Regions from separate parts of the Homo sapiens genome. Here regions 1, 3 and 4 are each linked to region 2. A link is a contact called in ENCODE Hi-C or POLR2A ChIA-PET data. All regions are on one chromosome and are shown on one strand. The core of a region is the stretch at or near the end of the contact, and the rest is flanking DNA. Distances in the headings are between cores, read along the strand shown. Region 1 holds the start of NUDT13 (nudix hydrolase 13). Region 2 holds the start of ANXA7 (annexin A7). Region 3 holds the start of CAMK2G (calcium/calmodulin dependent protein kinase II gamma). Region 4 holds the start of POFUT4 (protein O-fucosyltransferase 4).

The links. A loop is a pair of places that touch in the nucleus more often than their neighbours do. ChIA-PET counts read pairs that join two places held with the same protein, here RNA polymerase II (POLR2A). Pooled maps may share reads with other maps.
Region 1: a pooled map shows a loop between it and region 2 (3-fold over the local background). The contact joins the promoter of NUDT13 here to the promoter of ANXA7 in region 2. A Hi-C loop is called at or near these places in 3 of 50 pooled maps. POLR2A ChIA-PET finds 5 or more read pairs at or near these places in 6 of 52 experiments (AG04449, MCF 10A, WTC11 and 3 more).
Region 3: a map of naive thymus-derived CD4-positive, alpha-beta T cell shows a loop between it and region 2 (4-fold over the local background). The contact joins the promoter of CAMK2G here to the promoter of ANXA7 in region 2. A Hi-C loop is called at or near these places in 1 of 168 maps with a recorded cell type or tissue (naive thymus-derived CD4-positive, alpha-beta T cell), 1 of 37 single-sample maps with no recorded cell type and 7 of 50 pooled maps. POLR2A ChIA-PET finds 5 or more read pairs at or near these places in 1 of 52 experiments (naive thymus-derived CD8-positive, alpha-beta T cell).
Region 4: a loop to region 2 is called in a map of naive thymus-derived CD4-positive, alpha-beta T cell, with 2.7 times the contacts of the local background. The contact joins the promoter of POFUT4 here to the promoter of ANXA7 in region 2. A Hi-C loop is called at or near these places in 1 of 168 maps with a recorded cell type or tissue (naive thymus-derived CD4-positive, alpha-beta T cell), 3 of 37 single-sample maps with no recorded cell type and 12 of 50 pooled maps. POLR2A ChIA-PET finds 5 or more read pairs at or near these places in 2 of 52 experiments (PC-3 and activated naive CD4-positive, alpha-beta T cell).

What each region holds. Positions count from the first base shown.
Region 1 is chr10:73,108,815-73,112,145 of GRCh38, forward strand. It overlaps NUDT13 (nudix hydrolase 13), which reads left to right and starts at 1,641. Exons shown (of 9, transcript NM_015901.6): 1 at 1,641-1,753.
Region 2 is chr10:73,412,386-73,415,512 of GRCh38, forward strand. It overlaps ANXA7 (annexin A7), which reads right to left and starts at 1,673. Exons shown (of 13, transcript NM_001156.5): 1 at 1,627-1,673. RefSeq lists enhancers at 687-806, 817-896 and a silencer at 1,297-1,856.
Region 3 is chr10:73,873,271-73,876,356 of GRCh38, forward strand. It overlaps CAMK2G (calcium/calmodulin dependent protein kinase II gamma), which reads right to left and starts at 1,285. Exons shown (of 23, transcript NM_001367534.1): 1 at 1,127-1,285. The coding sequence starts at 1,191. RefSeq lists silencers at 678-737, 998-1,167, 1,228-1,387, 1,398-1,677 and an enhancer at 1,898-2,007.
Region 4 is chr10:73,770,608-73,773,673 of GRCh38, forward strand. POFUT4 (protein O-fucosyltransferase 4) reads left to right here and starts at 1,669. Exons shown (of 3, transcript NM_173540.3): 1 at 1,669-2,434; 2 at 2,583-3,066. The coding sequence starts at 1,727. It overlaps SEC24C (SEC24 homolog C, COPII component), which reads left to right. Exons shown (of 23, transcript NM_198597.3): 22 at 102-191; 23 at 348-1,554. The coding sequence ends at 488. RefSeq lists enhancers at 1,391-1,570, 2,161-2,270, 2,556-3,066, 2,931-2,980 and a silencer at 1,901-1,950.

The sequences.
Region 1 (3,331 bases), core at 391-2,890, 300 kb before region 2:
TCTCTTGGCTGGGTGCGGTGGCTCACGCCTGTAATCCCAGCACTTTGGAAGGCTGAGGCGAGTGGATCACTTGAGGTCAGAAGTTTAAGACAGCCTGGTCAACATGGCGAAACCCTGGCTTTACTAAAAATACAAAAATTAGCCAGGCATGGTGGTGTGCACCTGTTATCCCAGCTGCTCGGGAGGCTGAAGCAGGAGAATCACTTGACTCCGGAGGAGGAGGTTTCAGTAAGCCAAGATTGTACGTACCACTGCTCTCCAACCTGAGCGACAGAGCAACTCCATCTCAAAAAAAAAAAAAGTGTCTTCTCTCATAGGCAAGTAACTTCAGTAGTAAAACGAGAAGAGAGCAGCACCAAAGTAGCTCTGCTGAGAGGTGAAGCCAGCTGGACTTCCTGGGTGGAGTGGGGACTTGGTGAACTTTTCTGTCTAGTTAGAGAATTGTAAATGCACCAATCAGCACACTGTAAAAATGCACCAATCAGCACTCTGTGTCCAGCTAAAGGATTGTAAACACACCAATCAGCACTCTGTAAAAATGCACCAATCAGCGCTCTGTGTCTAGGTAAAGGATTGTAAACGCACCAATCAGCACTCTGTTTCCAGCTAAAGGATTGTAAACACACCAATCAGCACTCTGTAAAAATGCACCAATCAGTGCTCTGTGTCTAGCTAAAGGATTGTAAACACACCAATCAGCACTCTGTGTCTAGCTAAAGGATTGTAAATGCACCAATCAGCACTGTGTCTAGCTAAAGGATTGTAAACGCACCAATCAGCACTCTGTAAAAACGCACCAATCAGCACTCTGTGTCTAGCTAAAGGATTGTAAATGCACAAATCAGCACTCTGTCAAATGGACCAATCAGCACTCCATAAAATGGACCAATCAGTGCTCTGTAAAATGGACCATTCAGCAGGATGTGGGCAGGGACAAATAAGGGAATAAAAGCTGGCACCCCCAACAGCAGCGGCAACCTACTCGGGTCCCCTTCCACGCTGTGGAAGCTTTGTTCTCTCGCTCTTCACAATAAATCTTGCTGCTGCTCACTCTTTGGGTTCGTGCCACCTTTAAGAGCTATAACACTCACCGAAAGCTCCACGGCTTCATTCTTGAAGTCAGCAAGACCAAGAACCCACTGGAAGGAACCAACTCCGGACACACTTCTAGGAGACTACTTCCAGTCAAATGGAATGCGCTTCCTCTGATCAAGAAATGAATCCTACCATAAGTTCAAACATATCTATACATACCTATACAGAGTCCCATCCTTTTAAATTGGAAGAACTTCATGAAATTTTAGAGCTAGTTCTAAAGTGTGCAGAGAGAGAACTAGAGATATACTAAGGTTAAAAGGTATTTGATTCCCACCCCTGCTTCATCCTCTCCCCAGCCTCATAATATATGCCTTCTGTGTATGAGGGTGGACTTAATGACTTTATCTTTTTTTAATTAAAAAATGGATCTAATACTAACCTACTTTCTCCAAGGATACAGTAGTTCTCTTGGTAATAAGATCTTAGATGTTCATGCTTTTGACAATCATGGTTAACTTGCAGCTGGAGAACACAGCAGCATGCCTGGGAACTGAACTACAATTCCCAGAGTGCATCTCTAGGAGGATTCTGGGAAGTGTGGCAGAAGCAGCAATGGTCCCTCCAGGGAACGGAAGCCGTTGAACGTGAACATTTGGAGTTTCCTCTTTTGTGCTGATTCCTGAGGACTAGGAAGGTGCCCCGAAAAGAATTCAGAGTGAGTACAGTGAAACAGAAACCTGCTCAGCTTCTAAGTGCAGGAAGGACTTCACAGGGAGGCATGATCAGAACTTGAAAAAAGGTCGTGGTCACAGCATTTTAACATTTTAGCTTAATCTCTTCCTTTTTGCAGAAACCAGGGATATAACCATAGTTTTGCCTCATAACTGTGGAGCTACATCAGTAACCACAGCTCATCATTTTCTGATACTTTTTTGGAGAGTCATTTAAAAATGGAACTTGCCAACCTCTCACATTGTGCCTTAATTTTTATTTTTTTTTAAAGGAGGGAAAATTATTTTTTAGAAAGCAAACTATAAAGCAGGTCAGTGAGACCTTCAAAGCTGTATTCCCGTGGTTCCTCAGTTTTCCATATTTCCCTGTCCCATGGAGGTCCACAGTCGTGGAGAAACGGACTCTAAACACAGGCGAAGTATCACTTGGTCGCCCAGGCTGGAGTGCAGTGACACGATCTCCACTCACTGCAAGCTCCGCCTCCTGGGTTCATGCCATTCTCCTGCCTCATACTCCCTAGTAGCTGGGACTACAGGCGCCCGCCACCACGCCCAGCCACTTTTTTTTGTATTTTTAACAGAGACGGGGTTTCACCGTGTTAGCCAGGATGGTCTCGATCTCCTGACCTCGTGATCCGCCCACCTCGGCCTCCCAAAGTGCTGGGATTACAGACGTGAGCCACCGCGCCCGGCCTAAAAAAAGGTCTCTTAAATACTAGGGAACCTGGCCTCTTCACGGTGGAAGTAACCACTAGATTCAAGATGGGCTTTTTTTGTTTTGTCTTGTTTTGTTTTGTTTTTTTGTTTTGAGACGGAGTCTCGCTCTGTCGCCCAGGCTGGAGTGCAGTGGCGCGATCTCGGCTCACTACAAGATGGGCTTTTTTGTCACGCTGTAGTACTTTATAATCTTTCTTCTGGAAAGATGAACAGGATAAGAAACGTGTGAATCATTTGTGTTGGGGAGTTCAAAGAAACTCTTAATGTTAAAGCACCTTGCCTCATCATTTAGTAGTTGGGTAAGACTGCTATTACCTTTCATCTCTATCAAACATTGTACTTTTAAAAACATAAATAGCTCTGTGACCATCAGCTCATGAGTCAGCAGCCATGATAATCTACAACTGGCTAAGGTTAATTTAGTAGCAGAAACTAGGCAAAACATCAGGCAGCAGTTCCCAAGGTCCAAGAAACTCACCAAATGAATTCCCTTTGGCTCATGGAATATGGTGAGGTGTTTTGGGGAACAGTGGCATGGAGGTAGCCTCATTAACCAGTTAGTCTCAGGAACTACTATTTTATTAGGCTTTTCTTTTGTCTTAAAAGGAATAAGTACACATGGCTAATTTTTTTTTCAGTACAGAAAAATGAACAAAATAAAAATTACAGGCACCTTTTTCAATATTTGTCTTCATCCCACTCCCCCAAATTAGTCACTCTTTAATAGTTTGGTATGTATACTTCTAGTCATTTGAAAAATATAAATAAGGCCGGGGGCAGTGGCTCTTGCCTGTAATCCCAGCACTTTGGGAGACCCAGGCAGGCAGATCACCTGAGAACAGGAG
Region 2 (3,127 bases), core at 423-2,922:
TTTATTCAAGAGGCAGATTTTAAACGTTTTTGTAAAAAGCTAAATAACACCCAGAGTGACTCAAAAAATTTCTCAACTTTGCCCAAGTGAATAGTAAGTCTAGAGTTTTTTGGGTTTTTTTTTTTTTTGTGACAGAGTTTCTCTCTGCCGCCCAGGCTGGAGTGCAGTGGCGATCTTGGCTCACTGCAACCTCTGCCTCCCGGGTTCAAGCGACTCTCCTGCCTCAGCCTCCAGAGTAGCTGGGATTACAGGCGCGCGCCACCACGCCCAGCTAATTTTTGTATTTTTAAGTAGAGACGGGGTTTCACCGTGTTGGTCAAGCTGGTCTCAAACTCCTCCTGACCTCGTGAATCTCTCGCCTCGGCCTCCCAAAGTGCTAGGATTACAGGAGTGAGCCACCGCGCTCGGGCTTTTTTTTTTTTTTTTTTAAACATTCTCTGTTAGCAATCACTTTTAAAAGACTAGAAAATCATTTTTGGTTTTCCAAACCACCTCCACCCAGTGAGTCAGTTAGTAAAAGGGCTGGGTCTCACCGTTTCTCATTGATGGCATGAAGCCCAGGAACCCAAGAGGCAGCTGTTGCAAATTTATGGGGGAAAAAATACACGAAACAGGAAGGGTGACTGAAGATACGCGCAACAGCGAATACAATTTTGCAAAACCGGCTTCTAGGTATGGTAGGATCATTTAAATCCGTCAGTGATGTGGAGAAAGAACATGGAGGCATGGCTAGTCCTCTGCACGGACAGGTAGGTAGCCAACCACCAGTGAGGACTGAAAGACAGTCCTCACTGAAAAGGACTGAAAGTTTGCAGTGGCCAAAATTATCTCTTTTACCTATTCAGTGCTTGAAACTCTTTCCTTGCCTGGAAGGTAACTCATTACACTCATCATCTAATTCGGACACATTTAGCAGATTAGCTGGCCATCAGCTGGCAAAAATCAGGGCGTTTACGGCAGTCGGAAGACAACAGCGTCATGTCTGTCACTTTACGGTGGACATCAGCCATCTACCTCTGCACCTTGGTTTCCTTGCGCAGTGTTTGCACAGGATGAGCTAATTTCAACACAGATTTGCTGCTGGTCGGGGAACAGCAATCAAATCTGGAATGCTATTCTAGAATAGCTTCCAAGAACTGTAAACGAGAACCAGTGTACGACCTTGGCCTGGCGCATTCTGTCCTACGGTTCACTAAACACAGTAAAAATTTCCCCAAGTTTCCCTAAATTCGCTGTGTCACCGGAAAGTACAGCCACTACCAGCCAGACGGCTTTCAGCACTGCCCGTGCGTTTCCCTACTCAGCCTCCCGCGAGGCAGCTGGGCCACGCTCCGGCCTCAGCCCCTCCACCTGCCCGAGGGCGGGGCGCCACTGGTCCCTGGGATTTCCAAACGGACGGAAGGGCTTCCCGTAAGCCAGGCCGGCCGCCTCACCCACGCCACCCCAACACACCCCGGCCGGCAGCCCGGCTACGAGACGCGCAAACCGAGTCGCCGCCATCCGGGAGGCCCACACTGCCCTCCAGCCGCGCCCCACTAGCACCGGGACAGCAGCGCCCAGAGCTGGCCGAGGGCAAGACCACCGAGGCAGACGAGGTGGGAAAGGGAGGGGGGCGCCGCTCCTCACCTGACCCCAGCAGCAGCGTCACAGCCCAACCCGGTCTCCCGCAAGATGGAGCCGGGGGCGGGCCCAGGGTGGGCGGGGCGTCTCGCGAGCCCGTTAGGATCGCGGCTGCAGCCGGGAACACCCCCGGAGCCGGAGAGGGCGCTGCGGGGAGCGGGCTGTCCCTCAGTCCCGCCCCTAGGCGCCACCTGAGGGAAAAAGACTCTCCCTTCGGGTGGCCCAGCGGATTTTTAATCACATTTATCTGTCGCAAGGACCCTGCACCAATCCCTTTTAAGGCTGCCTCAAGTCACCTAGGAAGTTGCAGCAGTCCTGGGGGTATCCGGGGCCCCTTCAGTGGCGGGCGGTAGAGAAGGGCTGAGACTGGGAGGCTGGTGCAGCCTCCCCGCCTCTGAAATACCGTCCTCCAGGTATTTTCTGGGGACAAAGACGGCGTTTTTTGTTAGCCTCCTGTGAAAGTAATATTTGTGGGAAATCTTAGTTGGAACTGTAGATGAACTAATCAAAATCACTCCCGAAAGGAGTTGTTAGGTGATTTTAGGCTCCCCTCGTGGCTACAGCATTGAACACACATTAGCATTAAACATTTGAGGCAATTACGAGGGCTCAGATCAATATTTTAAACTCGTTAAGGAATTTATATTACAGAGAAAACCAATCAGCTACCTTTTAGAGTGGTAAAAGGTAGCTTCTGGGTGTGGTCCCCCGAACAGCAGCATCACCTGGAAACGTGTTAGTAACGCAGATTATTGAACTCCACCTTAGACCTACTGAATCAAACTCCCCGGGTGGTGCCCAGCAACCTGTTTTAACAAGCCTTCCAGGTGGTTCTGATGCACACTAAAGTTTGCACATCTGATGCACATCAACTTACTTATTCCTCTACACACTTTTCTACCCAAAAGCTTCCTCATGGGGGTGGAATAGAGTGGATTACGATTTTAAATGGGAAGAGCAAGCAAAATATACGTGGCTTCCAAATAGGTGTGTGGAGTGAAAAGTATTTGAGGCAGGTCATTGCCTCATTTAACAATGGTAGACAAAATGCACAACTCTCTAGGTGACCAGCATTAATTCCCCGGCGCCCAACAGTCTGTCTACCTGGAAAATAACAGGACTTTCTGTCCTACCTACCCCAGAGACCTCCAGGATTTAAGCCTTCCCTGAGAAGCCTACTCTGTTCATTCTAGAGTTCCCTTTGTGAGCTCGTTCCAAACCCTCCCTCTGCCTTAAATACCACCATAACAGGGTATTTGCCAAACCTCTTATTTCCAGCCCACTTTCCTGAGCTGCAGGAATAGTCCAATAGTCTACTACGACATTTGCCATTTCATCCTTTCAATTCATCCTTTCTTCCTGGCATAAAAGGCGTTACAGGATCGGAGACCCTTTCCTCCTGCTACCTCTGCTTAGAAAGCACTGCTCATCTTTTAACAATTACTCATCTTAATTAGACTTGTTTTCAAGGTTGCTCATCTCCGTCTTGCTCCAATAAACTCTTCCT
Region 3 (3,086 bases), core at 35-2,534, 460 kb after region 2:
CTGAACAGATGTGGGTGGCGTGCCGCGCTCCCACCCCCTCATCCAGTCCCTGGGCAAGGCAACAGCCTCCACCTCAGGCTGCACATCAGGAGCGGGTGGGCGATGCTGAAAACACACACCTGCTGCATCTCAGACAGCCCTGCGGTCCCGGCCAAGAGAACCAGGGCAGAAGGGAGCAGAGAGACCCTGCCCTTCTCTCAGCAGGAACAGTTGAAGGTCGGGGAAGGAAAGATTAAAAAGAGGGTATCATCCCCTGAAAGAGAAATCTCCCTCAACCATGGGGCAAAGTGAGGCTCAAACCCCCCCACAGCCGGTTTCATCTCACTGCATCCCGGCTCAACTGACAGCAAGGGAAGAGAGGACACAGTCAGACATCAAGAACTCCCCTTCCCATGCTATTTTCCTTGACGTCCCCGTCAAACGGGAGCTCGCACTCTGAGCTCTGGAAACGTCTGGGGGGGCGGGCGGGGCGGGGGCTGCAGTGGCCGGGCTCGGCGCCGCGGGTGGGGGTGGGGGGCCGGGGCTGCTGCAGCGGCCAGCTCAGTGCGGAGGGGAGGGGGATGCTGAGGCTGCGGCGCGGCTCCCGGGACCACTGCAGGGGTGGGGGGAGGGGACGGGGGTGCCGCAGCACTGCCCAGCCGCGGGGCTGGGAGCCTGGAGCGGCACCCGCGGGGGGCGGGGCCGGGCGCCAAACAGCCCCCCCACGCCCGGGCTCCGCAGCAGAGCTAGGGCTGCAGGGCTGGGGAGGGTCCTGAGTGCGAGGCGCGTGGGACCTGGGTTCAGGGTGCGGAGTGAGCAACCGGGCAGCGTTGGGAGGTGGTCGGGAGGGGGGCGCCTGAAGGGTGCGGAGGGGCGGGGCTGGAGGGCACCCGGGAGCGGTCCGGGGTCTGCGGTGTCCGCGGCGGCGCGTGGGGAGCAGCGGCCCCGCCAGTTGCTGCAGGGCGCGGAGGGGGATGCGGGGCAGTGCGCGGGGGGCGCGGGGACCGAAGGCGGCGGGCGGGAAAGGCGGGGGTGGGGCGGCCGAGGGGGAGCCGCAGCGGCCGGTGCAGGGCCGGGGGGCGGGGCGAGAAGCCGCATAGCTCCCGGGCGGCAGGGCAGGCAGGGGACCGCGGCGGGCGGGCCGTACTTGCCAAGCTCCTCGAAGAGCTGGTAGTCGTCGGTGAAACGGGTGCAGGTGGCGGTGGTGGCCATGCTGGCGGGCGGGCGGACGCGGCGGTGCAGCCCGCGCCGACGTCGGTGCACAGTCACCGCCGCCCGGCCGAGGGAGCAAGAGGAGGAGACGGGGCTGAGCCCGGCAGCACCGCGAGACTTTACCGGGGAGAGCGAGGGAGGGAGGGACACCCCCGCGCCGCCCGCCCCGCCCCGCCCCCAGGCCCCGCCAGTCCCCCCCCCCGCCCGGCCCCCGGCCCGCCCCCGGGGAGGGGCCTCCCGCCGCCGGCCCCGCCCCGCCCCGGAGCCGCCCTCGCTGGGCCAGGCGCGCGGGGCAGCCGAGGGGAGGGGGTCCCCGCTCCGGGCCACCTGTCTGGGCAGACGGAGCTGGAAGGTTCGCGACTTATGGGCTTGTCCCGGGGCGGACCCCGCGCGGGCTCGGGAACGTGCATGCGAGGGTGCATGTGTTAGGAGTGTAGGAGTCTGGACCACTGACCTCTCTGGACGGGTCCTACACGCGGGTCCCGAGCCCCCAACCGGGCTCCTAGCACGTGGGGAGAGAGCCAAGGTCAAGGAGCCTGTGCCAGGCTGCACGCCCGGGAGGCGCCCCCAGCCTGCGCAGAGCCAGCTGCCAGCCGCCTTCCCTCTGGGAGCTGACAGTCTAGACTTGCGCAAGCACCAGGGCCATTATTAGAAAGAAACCCTTCAGGCGCGGGTTGATCAGGGAGACCAGGCCAGGGGCAAGGATACAGGTAGGACTCTGCCTTCCTGCACCATAACTGCAGAGATGAAAGAGTATTCTCTATCCGGCCAGAAATGAAAGGGGTGAAGTAGGAAGACTTGAAAAGGCTTTGTGCAGTGGGGGCTAGAAGAGAAAGTGGAAGAAAGGGGAAATCCCCATTTTCTTGCAAGGCACCCTCGTACTTTTATTTTCTGGCACCTACCACATTTTGTAGTGATGCATTGACTGGTATAAGGGGCAGTAGAGCTATCTCATAGCTGTCTAAGCGTGAACTTGCATCAAACTGCCTGGATTGGATTTCTAGGCAACTCACTGATCAGCTCTGTGACCTGGGGTAAGTCACTGAATCTTTTTTTTGAGACGGAGTCTTGCGCTGTTGCCCGGGCTGGAGTGCAGTGGTGCGATCTTGGCTCACTGCAGCCTCCACCTCCTGGGTTCAAGCGATTCTCCTGCCTCAGCCTCCCGAGTAGCTGGGATTATGGGCGCGCGCCACCACGCTCGGCTAATTTTTTTGTATTTTTAGTACAGACGGGGCTTCATTATGTTGTAGTAATGAAGTATGTATGTAGTACATACATGAAGTAATGAAGTATGTATGTAGTACAGAGGTGGCTTCATGAGCCACCTCGCCCGGCTGGGAACAATAATATTACCTACCTCATAGGCCTGTCAGCATTAAATGGTCTAAGGCACTTAGAATAGTACTTGGTGCCTAATTAGAACTACATTTGCTGGGCCGGGCGTGGTGGCTCATACCTGTAATCCCAGCACTTTGGGAGGCTGAGGCGGGTGGATCATGAGGTCAGGAGTTCGAGACCAGCCTGGCCAACATGGTGAAATCCTGTCTCTACTAAAAATACAAAAACTAGCTTCCCGCTGAATTGTAGGCTCCAATAAAGCGGGGCCTCTGCACCTTTTGTTCACCATTGTACACTCAGCCCCTGACCCTCAGTAAATATTTGTGGGATGGCAGAGGGAGATACCATCCCTTCTCCTGTCCCCACCATCACAAGTTGGTGGGACAGAGGCACATAACTGTCTTGATGGGGGACAAACAGGCTGGGCAGGTTCCTGACCTGCCTGGGCAGCTGTCCCCTGAGGCTGAGGCCAGCCCCAACTGGGCAGGGTGGAGCTCAGCCAGAGGCTGCCACTCAGTCTTGATTACAGCAGGACGCCCACTGGGAGTCGGGTCTCC
Region 4 (3,066 bases), core at 419-2,918, 360 kb after region 2:
CCCAGGTTTGCCTGTTTCAGATGATGCATACATGTATGCTGCCCCACCTTGACTGAACTCAGAGTGCCTTACCATAAGGATAAATGAATTTTGTGTTCTAGAGTGTTCTGCCAGTTCTGGATAATCCACTGTCCAAGAAGGTTCGAGGCCTCATTGATAGCTTACGGGCACAGAGATCCCGGTACATGAAGGTAACACTGATCTGAACCCTGGATTTCTTACCTTGTCAAGTCCTCACCTAGAAGTGGGGGTTGGGTGGGGAATGAGTAAGTGACTGCCTAATGAGATTTCTGGGCATGTTTAATTTCCTTTGGCCTTGCCTTATGAACCCTGAATTCTGGCCGTAGCTTACCGTGGTGAAACAGGAAGACAAGATGGAGATGCTGTTCAAGCACTTCCTGGTGGAAGACAAGAGTCTGAGTGGGGGAGCATCTTATGTGGACTTTCTCTGTCATATGCACAAGGAGATTCGGCAGCTACTGAGCTAAAGCAAGTGGGTAAATGGCATAGGGCCCAGGCTAGCTTCCAGAAAGCACCCCAGGATGTCAGAGAAATTGGGACAGTAACATATCTTATGTAAGCTGACCTCAGTCTCTCTGGGGGGAGGGGGAGATATAAGGAGACACCTTCTTTCTGGGCTCAAGTATCCTGCCACTCTGTCATGTCCTGCTGATGGAAGGTGCCCCTGTTCCCTCATTCTACCCTCTTTTTCCTGCTAATCCTGTCATAATGAATGTAGCTTCTCAGTTCACTGTATATGATTCGGTATTGGGGGTTTGGAGGCACCCAGACCCTGGCAATATTATGTGTCCCTTTGGACCAGTCTCCCAAGAGGAGAGGGGCAGGCAGGAAAGAGTGGGGATCCTAAGGTTACTACAGGGGGCTCAGTGTCATCCACAACTTCCTATATTAGGGATAAAACATATAGGTGCACAAGAGCTGGGGTATAGCCCATAGGTGGTGGAGAGAAAAGTGGTCAGTCCTTCTTGGGCCTGGAGGTTAGCAGTCAAGTTTCTCTGCTTTCACTGCTCGCTCGCTCTCTCCTGCAATGATTGATGATCACTCCGTGGATAGAGAGGCACACTGTCAGAGGTGACCGGAGAACTGAGTTGCAAAATATATTAAGATCTGGTAGAGGTACCAGCTTCCTTTCCAGCTGGAGAGGCCCCAACACTGGATGGTTCTGTAGGGAGCCTAGGGAGCCTGGTCATCAACTTGCAATACCTCACAGAGCCAGTTCACATCCCACTCTGAGCTCCCACGAGAAACACTGCTTCTCCAGGCCCGGGGTTGTTGGGGAGAGAGGCAGAGGCAGCTGGAGCGCCGTTCTCTCCTGCTGGGACACCGCTTGGGCTTTGGTATTGACTGAGTGGCTGACAGTTATCTTCCAACCCCAACTGGCTTGGGGGCAGGACAAGGGCTAGGCTTGATGGTGGCCAGGCTTGCCTGCTCCCCACCTGGGATGCCCCTGCTCTGGACCTCTCATTTCTCTTCATTGGTTTATTTTTCAATGCATCTTTAATTTGTAAAGAAATAAAATAAATTAAGATGTAACCATTAGCCTCATCTTTACTCCCGAAAGCTCACTTTGCTTTTAGTCCTGGCCGTCGGCTGAGCGAGCTGCGCATGCGCCACGTGCCCCCGTGGCGTAGGGCCTCGTCCGGTCACGACTATCCGCTGGGCGGGGTCGGTGCTGGCCGAGGGGGCGCCGGCTGCCGGAGTGGACATGGCGGCCGGCCCCATTAGGGTGGTGTTGGTCCTTCTAGGGGTGCTCAGTGTCTGTGCAGCCAGCGGCCATGGGTCCGTAGCGGAGAGGGAGGCCGGCGGGGAGGCGGAGTGGGCGGAACCGTGGGATGGCGCGGTTTTCCGGCCGCCCTCGGCGCTGGGCGCAGTGGGGGTGACGCGCAGCTCTGGGACGCCGCGGCCAGGGAGGGAGGAGGCGGGGGACTTGCCGGTACTGCTGTGGTGGAGCCCAGGGCTATTCCCCCACTTCCCGGGAGACTCGGAGCGCATCGAGTGTGCGCGCGGCGCGTGCGTGGCGTCCCGGAACCGCCGAGCGCTGAGGGACTCGCGGACGCGCGCGCTGCTCTTCTACGGCACAGACTTCCGCGCGTCGGCCGCCCCGCTGCCGCGCCTGGCGCACCAGAGCTGGGCGCTCCTCCACGAGGAGTCGCCCCTCAACAACTTCTTGCTGAGCCACGGCCCGGGCATCCGCCTCTTCAATCTTACCTCCACCTTCAGTCGCCACTCGGATTACCCGCTGTCGCTGCAGTGGCTGCCCGGGACCGCCTATCTGCGCCGCCCGGTGCCTCCGCCCATGGAACGCGCGGAGTGGCGCCGCCGCGGCTACGCGCCGCTGCTCTATCTGCAGTCACACTGCGACGTGCCAGCGGACCGGGACCGCTACGTGCGCGAGCTCATGCGCCACATCCCGGTGAGTGAGGGCGGGCCGGAGGGAAGGAAAAGGAGAGGGCGGGTTGAGGCCAGGACTCCAGGTGTCCAGGACTCCAGGTGTCCAGGACTCCAGGTGTCCAGGCCTCCAGGGCCGCACCCTCATGACAGCCTTACTGTACCCGGTCTAGGTAGACTCCTACGGGAAATGCCTGCAGAATCGGGAGCTGCCTACCGCGCGGCTACAGGACACAGCCACGGCCACCACCGAGGATCCAGAGCTCTTGGCTTTCTTGTCCCGCTATAAGTTCCACTTGGCCCTGGAAAATGCCATCTGTAACGACTACATGACAGAAAAACTGTGGCGTCCCATGCACCTGGGCGCTGTGCCCGTGTACCGCGGTTCTCCCTCTGTGAGGGACTGGATGCCGAACAATCACTCCGTCATCCTGATTGATGATTTTGAGTCTCCTCAGAAGCTGGCAGAGTTTATTGACTTTCTGGACAAGAATGATGAGGAGTATATGAAATACCTGGCATACAAGCAACCTGGGGGCATCACCAACCAATTTCTTCTGGATAGTCTGAAGCATCGGGAGTGGGGAGTGAATGATCCTTTGCTGCCTAACTACCTCAACGGCTTCGAGTGTTTCGTCTGTGACTACGAACTGGCTC